2 separate regions of the Homo sapiens genome follow, and region 1 is linked to region 2. A link is an interaction called in ENCODE POLR2A ChIA-PET data of the cell type or tissue named here. Cell type or tissue: Panc1. All regions are shown on one strand. Links, peaks and the distances in the headings refer to the core of each region. The heading gives the core; the rest is flanking DNA. Region 1 has its middle 18 kb from the start of MASP1. Region 2 has its middle 36 kb from the start of LINC02041.

Evidence for each region. ChIA-PET counts read pairs that join two places held together with the same protein. Peaks named below come from ENCODE experiments on the same cell type or tissue, not always from the same donor. Only the 100,000 strongest peaks of a DNase experiment are listed, where the experiment ranks them.
Region 1: POLR2A ChIA-PET joins it to region 2 with 6 read pairs; 2 of 35 experiments call an interaction of 5 or more read pairs at or near these places.

Annotation. Positions count from the first base shown.
Region 1 is chr3:187,306,795-187,312,182 of GRCh38, forward strand. No RefSeq gene overlaps it. Among named protein-coding and RNA genes, the nearest start is that of MASP1, 18 kb to the left of the region's middle. In Panc1, for the core only: no CTCF peak of the experiment used is centred there; no DNase peak of the experiment used is centred there.
Region 2 is chr3:187,408,082-187,413,469 of GRCh38, forward strand. No RefSeq gene overlaps it. Among named protein-coding and RNA genes, the nearest start is that of LINC02041, 36 kb to the right of the region's middle. In Panc1, for the core only: no CTCF peak of the experiment used is centred there; no DNase peak of the experiment used is centred there; H3K4me3 peaks cover 273 bases; H3K27ac peaks cover 3,009 bases.

The sequences.
Region 1 (5,388 bases), core at 287-5,286, 100 kb before region 2:
ATTGGCTTCTCTGGCCAAACCACAGGGCAAATTTAAACACTGCAGCTACCACAACACAGCAAATCTGAATGACAATAGTTTTTTTAAAAGCAGGATTTTAAAAATAAAAATACTTATTCACAAAAAACCATCTCAGGGAAGCTGGCTAATCATAAGGCATTTTTTTTTTTATGTGTAAACATTTAATTTAATTTATTTTTTAAATTAATTACTTTGTAATTGATGAAAATTGTATATGTCTATGGTGTACAACATGATATTTTGAAATATGTATACATTGTAGAATGGCTAAATCAAGCTAATTAGCCCATGTATACTATTACCTCACATACTTTTTCTGTGGTAAAAACCCTTAAAATTTACTCTCAGCAATTTTCAAAAATCCAAAACATTGTTATTAACTATTGTCACCATGTTGTACAATACAGCTCTTGAACTTACTCCTCTTATCTAACTAAAATTTTGCATCCTTTAACCAGTACCTGTGCATCCCCACTCCCACCTACCAGCCCCTTACTTTTTAAGTAAGTTGAACTCATAGAATTTGAGAGTAGAATGTTAGTGCGATTACATGGTATTTGTCTTTCTGTGCCCAGCTTATTTCACTTAACACAGTGCCCTTTGCGTTCATTTATGTTGTCACAAATGACAGAATTTTCTTCTTTGTAAAGGCTGAATAATATTCCATTTGTGTGTGTGTGTGTGTGTGTGTGTGTGTGTGTGTGTATGTATCATTCATCAACAGACACTTAGCTTGTTTCCATATCTTGCTATTGTGAATAATGCTGCAATGAACATGAGGGTGCAGATATTTGAGATACTAATTTTGTTTCCTTTGAATATGTACCCCAAAGTGGATTGCCTGGATTGTATGGTAGTTCTATCTCTAATTTTTTGAGGAATCTTCATACCGTTTTCAATAATGGCTGTATAAATTTACATTCCCAGCAACCGTGTACAAGAGTTCCCTTTTCTCCACATCCTCATCAACACTTCTTATTTTTTAAGCCATTTTAACAGGTGTGAGGTAATATCTCACTGCAGTTTTGATTTGAATTTTCTTGAAGATTAATGATGTTGAGCACTTTTTAAAATACATATTGGCCATTTGTATGTGCTCTTTGGAAAATATTTATTCAGGTTCTTTGCCCATTTTTCAATCACGTTATTTTGTTGTTGTTGTTTCTATTGAGATTTATGAGTTTCTTGTATATGTATCTTGCAATATCAACTCCTTATCAGATACATGATTTACAAATATCTTCTTCTCTGTCGGTTGCCTTTTAATTTTGTTGATTGTTTCCTTTTTTGTGCAGAAGCTTTTCAGTTTGATGTAGTCCCACCTTTTTATTTTTGTTTTTGTTGTCTGTGCTTTTGGTATCGATCATATCCGTAACATTATTGCCAAGGCCAATGCCAAGGAGCTTTCCCTCTGTGTTTTCTTTTGGGAGATTTACAGTTTCAGATCTTACATTTGTCTTTAATCCACTTCAAGTTTCATATATGGTATAAGATAAGTGTCCAATTTCATTCTTTTGCATGAGGATGTGCAGTTTTCTCAACACCATTTATTGAAGAGCCTAAGCTTTCCCTATTGTGAACTCTTACCATCCTTGCCAAAGATTGGCTGTAGATGCATGGGTTTATTTCTGGTTTTTCTATTCAGTTTCATTGGTCTATGTGTCTGTGTTTATGCCAGTCCCATGCTGTTTTGATCACTATAGCTTTAATTATTTACTTTTAATATAGTTTGAAGTCAGGAAGTGTGATGCCTCTAGCTTTATTCTTTTTTCTCCAGATTGCTTTGGATATTTGTGGTCTTTTATGGAGCCCTATGAATTTTAGAATTGTTTGTTTTATTTCTGTGAATAATGCCATTGGAATTTTGATAGGAATTGGATTGAATCTGTAGATCAATTTGGTTAGCATGGGCATTTTAACAATATTAATTCTTCCAATCCATGAACATGAGACATCTATTTGTTTATGTCTTCAATTTCTTTCTCAATGTCTTGTAGTTTTTAGTGTATAGAACTTTTCCTTCCTTGGTTACATTTATTCTTAAGTAAAGTCATGTGCTGTATAACAATGTTTCAATTAATGTTGGACCACATATACAATTTCCTATCGCTAGTGATGTCTTAGCTGCCTTAGCGTTGCAGTGCAGCACATTAACTTTTCTATTAGATACACATTGTGTTACAACTGCCTATAGTATTCAGTACAGTAACATGCTGTTTGGTTTTGTATCCTAGGGGCAATAGGCTATACCATATAGCCTAGGTGTGTAGCAGGTTGTACTATTAAGGTTTGTCTAAGTACACTCCATGATGTTTGCACGATGACAAAATCACTTAAGACATTTCTCAGAACATATCCGTGTCATTAAGCACCATATGACTGTATTTTAATATTTTTATGGGATTGTAAATGGAATCTTCTGTTTCTTTCTTTCTTTCTTTTTTTTTTTTTTTTTTTTTGAGATGGAGTTTCACTCTGCCACCCAGGCTGGAGTGCAGTGGCACGATCTCGGCTCACTGTAGCCTCTGCCTCCTGGCTTCAAGTGATTCTCCTGCCTCAGCCTCCCAAAGTAGCTGGGACTACAGACACCCACCACCATGTCTGGCTAATTTTTTTTGTGTTTTAAGTAGAGGCAAGTTTCACCATGTTGGCCAGGCTGGTCTCAAACTCCTGAGCTTAGGTGATCTGCCTGCCTCGACCTCCCAGACTGCTGGGAGCATGAGCCACTGTGCCTGGCCTCTCAGTTTTGTTTTTTTTTGTTGTTGTTGGCGGGGGCAGGGGTTGGCTAGTTTGTTGTCAATGTATAGGAATGCTACTGATCTTTGTATGTTGACTTTGTATTCTGAAACTTTACTGAATTTGTTTATCAGTTTTAACTGTTTTGATGGCGTTTTTAGAGCTTTCTGTATATAAAGTCATACCTCTGTAAACAGAGACAATTTAACTTCTTTCTTTCTGAATGGGATGTCCTTATTTTTATTTTTCTAATTGCGCTGGCTAGGATTTCTAGTATTGTGCTGAATAGAAGTGGCCAGAGTGGGCACTCTTGTCTTACTCCTTATCTTAGAGAAAAAGCTTTCAGCTTTTCACAATTGAGTATAATGTTAGCTGTGGGCTTGTTATATATGGTCTTCATTGTGTTGAATTACATTTCTTTTATAGTTAATTTCTTGAGAGTCTTTTTTAATCATGAAAGGATGCTGAATTTTGTCAAATGCTTTTGCTGCATCCGTTGAGATGATCATATAGTTTTTCTTCTAAATTTTGTTAATGTAGTATATCATATTTACTGATTTGCATATGTTAAACCATCATTGCATCCCAGGGGTAAATCCCACTTCATCACGATTAATGATTTTTTAAATATGCTGTTGAATTCAGTTTGCTATATTTATTTTATTACATTTTCCCATTTATGTTTATCTGGGATATTTTCCTATAGTTTTCCTTTCTTGTATTATCCTTGTCTGGCTTTTGTATGAGGGTGATGCTGACTTCATAAAATGAATTAGGAAGTTTTCTCTCCTCTTCATCTTTTTTTTTTTTTTGGAAGAGTTTGAGTAGGATTGGTTTTAGTTCCTCTTTAAATGTTTGTTGGAATTCACCTATGAAACCATCTGGTCTTGAGCTTTTCTTTATTGGGAAGTTTTTCATTACTCACTCAGTCTCCTTACTCATTATTGGACTGTTTAGATTTTCTATTCCTTCATGGTAGGTTGTATGTTTTTAGGGATTTATCCACTTATTCCAGATTATCCAATTTGTTGACATAAAATACATTCTTTGAATTTCTGTGGTATCACTTTTAATGTCTTCTTTTTCATTTATAATTTTATTTATTTGAGTTTTCTCTTTATTTTTTCTTAGATAGCCCAGATAATTGTTAATTTTATCCTTTTTTAAAAAGATCTCTTAGTTTTGTTGATTTTTTATATTGTCTTTCTAGTCTCTGTTTTATGTATTCAGAAGTAATCTTTAGTTCCTTCTGTTAACATTGGGCTCAGTTTGTTCTTTTTTTCTACTTCCTTGAGGTATACAGTTAGGTTGTTTATTTGAGACCTTTGTTTTTTCTTAATATTGGTACTTATTACTATAAACTTCCCTCTTAGGACCACTTTTGTTGAAGTCCACACATTTAGTTATGTGTGTTTCCATTTTCACTACTCTCAAGATACTTTTGGATATCTTCTTTGATCCCTTGGTTGTTCAGGAGTGTATTGTTTAATTTCCAAGTTAGAATTGGGAACAGAAATTATTTATAAAAGAGGCATTTGCTACTGAGCATGTTTTGGTCTTCAGTTAAATTCTTTTTAACTTCTGGCTCCATAGTGTAATGGTTCTGGAATTAGCAACAATAAAACATTAGTTACATTAGTGAGTAATGGTTTTATTTAAAACAGAATTAAAATGTCAACCCAGTGGTGCTGAGAACTAAATGTCCACTCTCTAAGTGGCTGGCCTTGTGAATGTCAGAGGCCATGGCCACTACTAATAGCGATTAGGTTGGTGTTTGAGACTCATGAAGCAACCTGCATTTCAACTTGCTATTTTATCTGAACCTCAAAATCTTTTGGGGAATACTTAGCATAACTTCTTTTACTGGTAAAAAATCCTAAAGCTCAGAAAAGTTAATCTGCTGGAAGTCGTAAAGCTTGTAGGCAGTGACAGAGCCCAGGAGGTTATAAAGCAACCTAGTGGATAGAGCAAGAGTCTGATTCCAGGCCTCAGGCAGTTTGGGTGTCCATGTAACTCAGGTACTGGTATGACATACAGTCACCATGTATGAATGGGGAATAATGCCTACTTCATGAAGACATAATATGTAAGCTGCTTAGTGTAGAGTCAGCCATTGACTTGAATGCTTCCTGAATGTTAGCCATTTTTTTTTCATCGTCCATGTAACTTTCCACTAGATCACCTGTGTGTTGACAAACACAATCACAGGCAACCTTCAACTTATCTAGTTTCCCAGATTACCCAGGAACATTCCCCCCACACCGGAATTGACTAAATTTGCTCAATTCTCCCCTCTCAGCTTGTTTGTTCTAGACTTTGGGGAAATTCCCTCACTCCTTCTTTTCCTTCCCTCTGCTTTTGCAGCCAGCACTTCAGCCTGAGCCCCATCCTCCCTTCTCTGAACTTGAGTCCCAGCCTCCTGGCTCTGGAGCTGCAGGGGTGGGGGTGGGGAGGGGGTGGGGTTTATAGAGGGCAGGGCTTTGTTGTAGGTAGGAAAGGAGAAATTAGAGAAGCTGGAGCAATTTCTCCCTCTACCCTTTATCTTGGAGGAATGAGACCTGTTCTGATCTCCCATGCCCAAGGCCATGCCATCTCTCTCCTGGGCCATGCCATCTCTCTCTCTCTCTTTCA
Region 2 (5,388 bases), core at 247-5,246:
GTGTCTCAGTATCACCTCCCATCATTGGGCATCTCTGCTGTAGAGCAAATGCAGGTAAAACACACCTCAAAAGGGTCAAGGCAAATAGGCACTGCTTTCCACCCTTACCATGCCATTTCCACACACAGAAGATCGACCTTCTTGATCTCTACTGAGCATACCTTCCAGCACATTCCATATTCTGCCTTTTCTAGCCTTCTTTAAATCATTCTCCTACATGCGATTTATCCCTCATTCAGACAACAAGGTTGAATGAAAATACATACCTAGTCACAAAACAAAGCATCTCACAAACCAACTCTGGCTACATTTTTTGGCACAAATAGTAACAATGACATATGCAGCTACCAATTTTGAGTACTTAAATGCCAGACACTGGGCTAAGTGCTTAACAGACGTTAGCTAAAGTAACCATCAATAGGATAAGAAGACAGGTCCTAATATTATCCTATTAAAAAAAAACAAATCAAAAGGGTCCATGAAGTTTATTATAAATGTACCCAAAGTCCCAGCTATAACGTCATGGACTGGAACTCACAGAAACCTTGCTTTTAATCATTATGCTGTTATGTTCCCATACAGGCTAAAATTGTCTATATAACGTGACATTAATGGACTTGCATGGTCTGGACCTTATTTTTCAGGTTTAACAGTTTTTCTCCACCCTTATGTAATCTATACAATAGTGACCTAGTGCATCTTACTATATCCCCTTCCTCCAGAGACACATAGTCACTTTCATTCTTTTGTGCACGTGCTTAAGGTATCTTTCTATTTTCCAACTGGCAAAATAAAAATTCCCTGCAAAATTCCATTTCCTCTAGGAATCCTGTGCTGACTTCTTCAGACAGTTAAATGTCTCTCCTCTCAATCTCTATGTCACTGAATACATTCCTCTATTAAAACTTCTCTGAAATCATTGAATTTAATTATCTGGGTGTCTTTCCCACAAGGTACTGTACTACGTGAGGCCTGAGAGGTACCATTTGTCTGCAAAGCTCAAAGATGAACACAGCACTTGTACCAAGTAGTCATACATTAAATATTTGTTAGAACTTTAGTTTCTTGCCATGATGAAGTGCACTAGCCTTCTTGTAGTAAACAATCATAAGCCTGGATAAATAATATAACTGTTTTCTGATGTTGAACCAAAGGTAGTGGAAGACTGTGCTCTCTGAGAGCTGGGAAACAAACAAGATAATCCCCACAATAACCGTGGCTTTCTGCCTGAAGGCACTTTTGGACTGTAGGGCAGTGAAAAAAAAGCCAAAACATCACAGTTGCCTCACTGAGCTAAAAAAGATAAAGGCCAGAATTTAAGACTACTGAAACAGTTGGAGTTTCTGGAAACAGGATAAGAGGGAAAAGGAAGCTGAGTAGAGAAGGAACTCCAGAAATCTGCATAGGGAGCCCCTTGAGTCTTTGGCTGAGTATTAGCCTGTGTATATACACAGAAAAATTTCATAAAGCTATGCTAGAAGCATTTACCAGAGGGAAAAAATACTGGGGAACTGTGAGCTAAACAAACCCCAGAGTTTGCACAGGGCTAGAAGATGATTGCATTCTGATCTGCCAGAGTGGAGACATTTTGCTAAACATCCCAGATATGCAATAAAACTTATAGAAAAGCAATACTTTAGGAATAGAATTAGTAGAACCCTAAGGTAGACATAATTCTAGTCTTTAAAAGTTTATGAATAAATCTCAAAAGGAACATGTTAATCCTTGAGCAAATTCAATGCCGAATGGAACAAAACACAAAATTCTATTATGAAAGAAGAGAAAATTCTCCAAAAATGTAATTTTTACAATATCAACTGTACAATCAAATTTACTACATATGTAAATGAACATAAATATGTGATCCATAACTATAGAAAAGTCAGAAAAATAGAAATAAAGAAATGGGAAAGGTGATAAAATTAGTAAATAAGAATTTGAAAACAACTGTTATAATTATATTCAAGAATTTAAAGGATAGCATAAGCATAGTGAGAGAACAAATAGGGAATCTGAATAAAGGGAAATGTAGCATAATAAAATGGAAATTCTAGAATTGAAAGATGTAATATTTAAAAGGAAAAAATTATGAGATGAGTTTAATAGCAGATTAGACAGTCGATAAGAGAGGTTAATAGCAGATTAGACAGTCCATAAGAGAGGTTAAGATAGAAGAATATAAATTATATAAATGGGAGGATGTCACAAAAAATAAAATGCTGAGGGAAGTGAATAGCATCTCTGTGAGCTCTGGGACAATATAAAGGAGTCTAGTAAGTGTGTAACTGGAATACCAGGAGGAGACAAAAGAGAAGTTGAAGTGGGGAAAAATATTTACAGAAATAATGGTTGAAACCTTTTAAATAACATGAACAATATAAATCCATGGCTACAAGAAATTCAGTGTACTTCAAGCAAGATAGACACAAAGAAAACTAGTCCATAGTATGTTATAATCCAATTGATGTAAACCAGTAATATGTAAAATTAATAATAAAAAAATGTTAAAAGCAGCCAGAGGGAATAAGAAAAGACATATCAAAAACAAACATGAGAACAACTGATTATGAGTTGTTCTCAATTATCTATTATCACTGATTTCTTATCAGAAACTACTCAAATCAGAGAAAATTGGAACATCTGATGTGGTGGCAAGAAAACCTGTCAACTTAGAAATCACATCCAAAGAAAATGTTGTAAAAATGAAGGCAAAATACAGTATTTTCAGATAGACGAAAAGCTGAGAGACTTTGCGGCTAGCACATCTTCCTTTGGGCTGAGAGCTACATAAAAGAATAAAAAGAGCCAGAAATGGAGCCAGGCGCAGTGGCTCATGCCTGTAATCCTAGCACTTTGGGAGGCTGAGACGGGCAGATCATTTGAAGTCAGGAGTTCGAGACCAGCCTGGCCAACATGGTGAAACCCCATCGCTACTAAAAATACAAAAAATAGCTGGGCGTGGTGGCATGTGCCTGTAATCCCAGCTACCTGGGGAGCTGAGGCAGGAGAATTGCTAGAGCCCACAAAGTGGAGGCTGTAGTGAGTTGAGCCACTGCACTCCAGCCTGGGCGACAGAGCAAGACTCTGTCTCAAAAAAAAAAAACACAAAAAACAAAAAACAAAACTGAGAGAGCCAGAAATGGTAAATACATGTATGTATTTAAATTTTTTCTCAACTCTTAAAGTTTTTAAAAGACAACTATTTAAAAAGAAAAAATAATGTATTATAGGGTTCACAGCACATGAACAAGTAAAACACATAACAACAGCACAAAAGATAGGGCTGAAATGGAGATAGAGTGTTAAAGAGTATTTATATATGAAGTAATATATATTATTTGAAGGTTGACAGTGATAAGCTAAAGATGTGTATTATGAACCCTAAAATTACCTCTGAGAAATAAAGCAGAGGGATGGCTAATAAACCAAAAGGAAAGATAAAATAAAATAATAGAAAGTATTTAGTTGGTTCAAAAACAGGCAGAAAAGTAGGGAGAAAATCATGAAGAACAGAGCCAAAAATTAGAAAGTGAATATCAAATTGGCACAGTAATACTCCACATAATAATTACATTAAATATAAATAGACCAAAAAATCCAGTCAAAAAAAGATTTTAAGATTTGATTAAAAAGGAAACACCAGCCATGCAGGGTGACTCATATCTGCCATTGCAGTACTTTGGGAGACTGAGGCAGAAGGATCACATGAGGCCAGGATTTTGAGACCAGCCTGAGAAAGAAAGCAAGACCCTGACTCTACAAAAAAAAGGAAATAGCTAACTATATGCTGTTTACAAAAGACACATATTAAATATAAAAGACATATGTTAAATATAAATATATAAAATATATAAATTATATAATATATAAATATATAAAATATATAAGTTAAAGTTAAAAGATAGAAAAAGACAAACAAGGAAATATTAATCATAAGAAAACTGGAGAGGTTCTGTTAATATAAAACAAAGTACATACAGAACATTTCAGTATCACCAGAGATAAGGAGGGAAATTTCACAATGATTAATAAGTACCAATTTGGGGAGGAGCCAAGATGGCCGAATAGGAACAGCTCCGGTCTGCAGCTCCCAGCCTGAGCGACGCAGAAGACGGGTGATTTCTGCATTTCCATCTGAGGTACCGGGTTCATCTCACTGGGGAGTGCCAGAGAGTGGGCGCAGGTCAGTGGGTGCGCGCACCGTGCGCGAGCCGAAGCAGGGCGAGGCATTGCCTCACACGGGAAGCACAAGGGGTCAGGGAGTTCCCTTTCCTAATCAAAGAAAGGGGTGACGGACGGCACCTGGAAAATCGGGTCACTCCCACCCGAATATTGCGCTTTTCAGACCGGCTTAAGAAACGGCGCACCACGAGACTATATCCCACACCTGGCTCGGAGGGTCCTACGCCCACGGAGTCTCGCTGATTGCTAGCACAGCAGTCTGAGATCAAACTGCAAGGCGGCAGCGAGGCTGGGGGAGGGGCGCCCGCCATTGCTGAGGCTTGCTTAGGTAAACAAAGCAGCGGGAAGCTCGAACTGGGTGGAGCCCACCACAGCTCAAGGAGGCCTGCCTGCCTCTGTAGGCTCCACCTCTGGGGGCAGGGCACAGACAAACAAAAAGACAGCAGTAACCTCTGCAGACTTAAATGTCCCTGTCTGACAGCTTTGAAGAGAGCAGTGGTTCTCCCAGTTCGCAGCTGGAGATCTGAGAACGGACAGACTGCCTCCTCAAGTGGGTCCCTGACCCCTGACCACTGAGCAGCCTAACTGGGAGGCACCCTCCAGCAGGGGCACACTGACACCTCACACTGCAGGGCACTCCAACAGACCTGCAGCTGAGGGTCCTGTCTGTTAGAAGGAAAACTAACAAACAGAAAGGACATCCACACCAAAAACCCATCTGTACATCACCATCATCAAAGACCAAAAGTAGATAAAACCACAAAGATGGGGAAAAAACAGAACAGAAAAACTGGAAACTCTAAAAAGCAGAGTGCCTCTCCTCCTCCAAAGGAACGCAGCTCCTCACCAGCAACGGAACAAAGCTGGACGGAGAATGACTTTGACGAGCTGAGAGAAGAAGGCTTCAGACGATCAAATTACTCTGAGCTACGGGAAGACATTCAAACCAAAGGCAAAGAAGTTGAAAACTTTGAAAAAAATTTAGAAGAATGTATAACTAGAATAATCAAAACAGAGAAGTGCTTAAAGGAGCTGATGGAGCTGAAAACCAAGGCTCGAGAACTACGTGAAGAATGCAGAAGCCTCAGGAGCCGATGCGATCAACTGGAAGAAAGGGTATCAGCGATGGAAGATGAAATGAATGAAATGAAGTGAGAAGGAAAGTTTAGAGAAAAAAGAATAAAAAGAAACGAGCAAAGCCTCCAA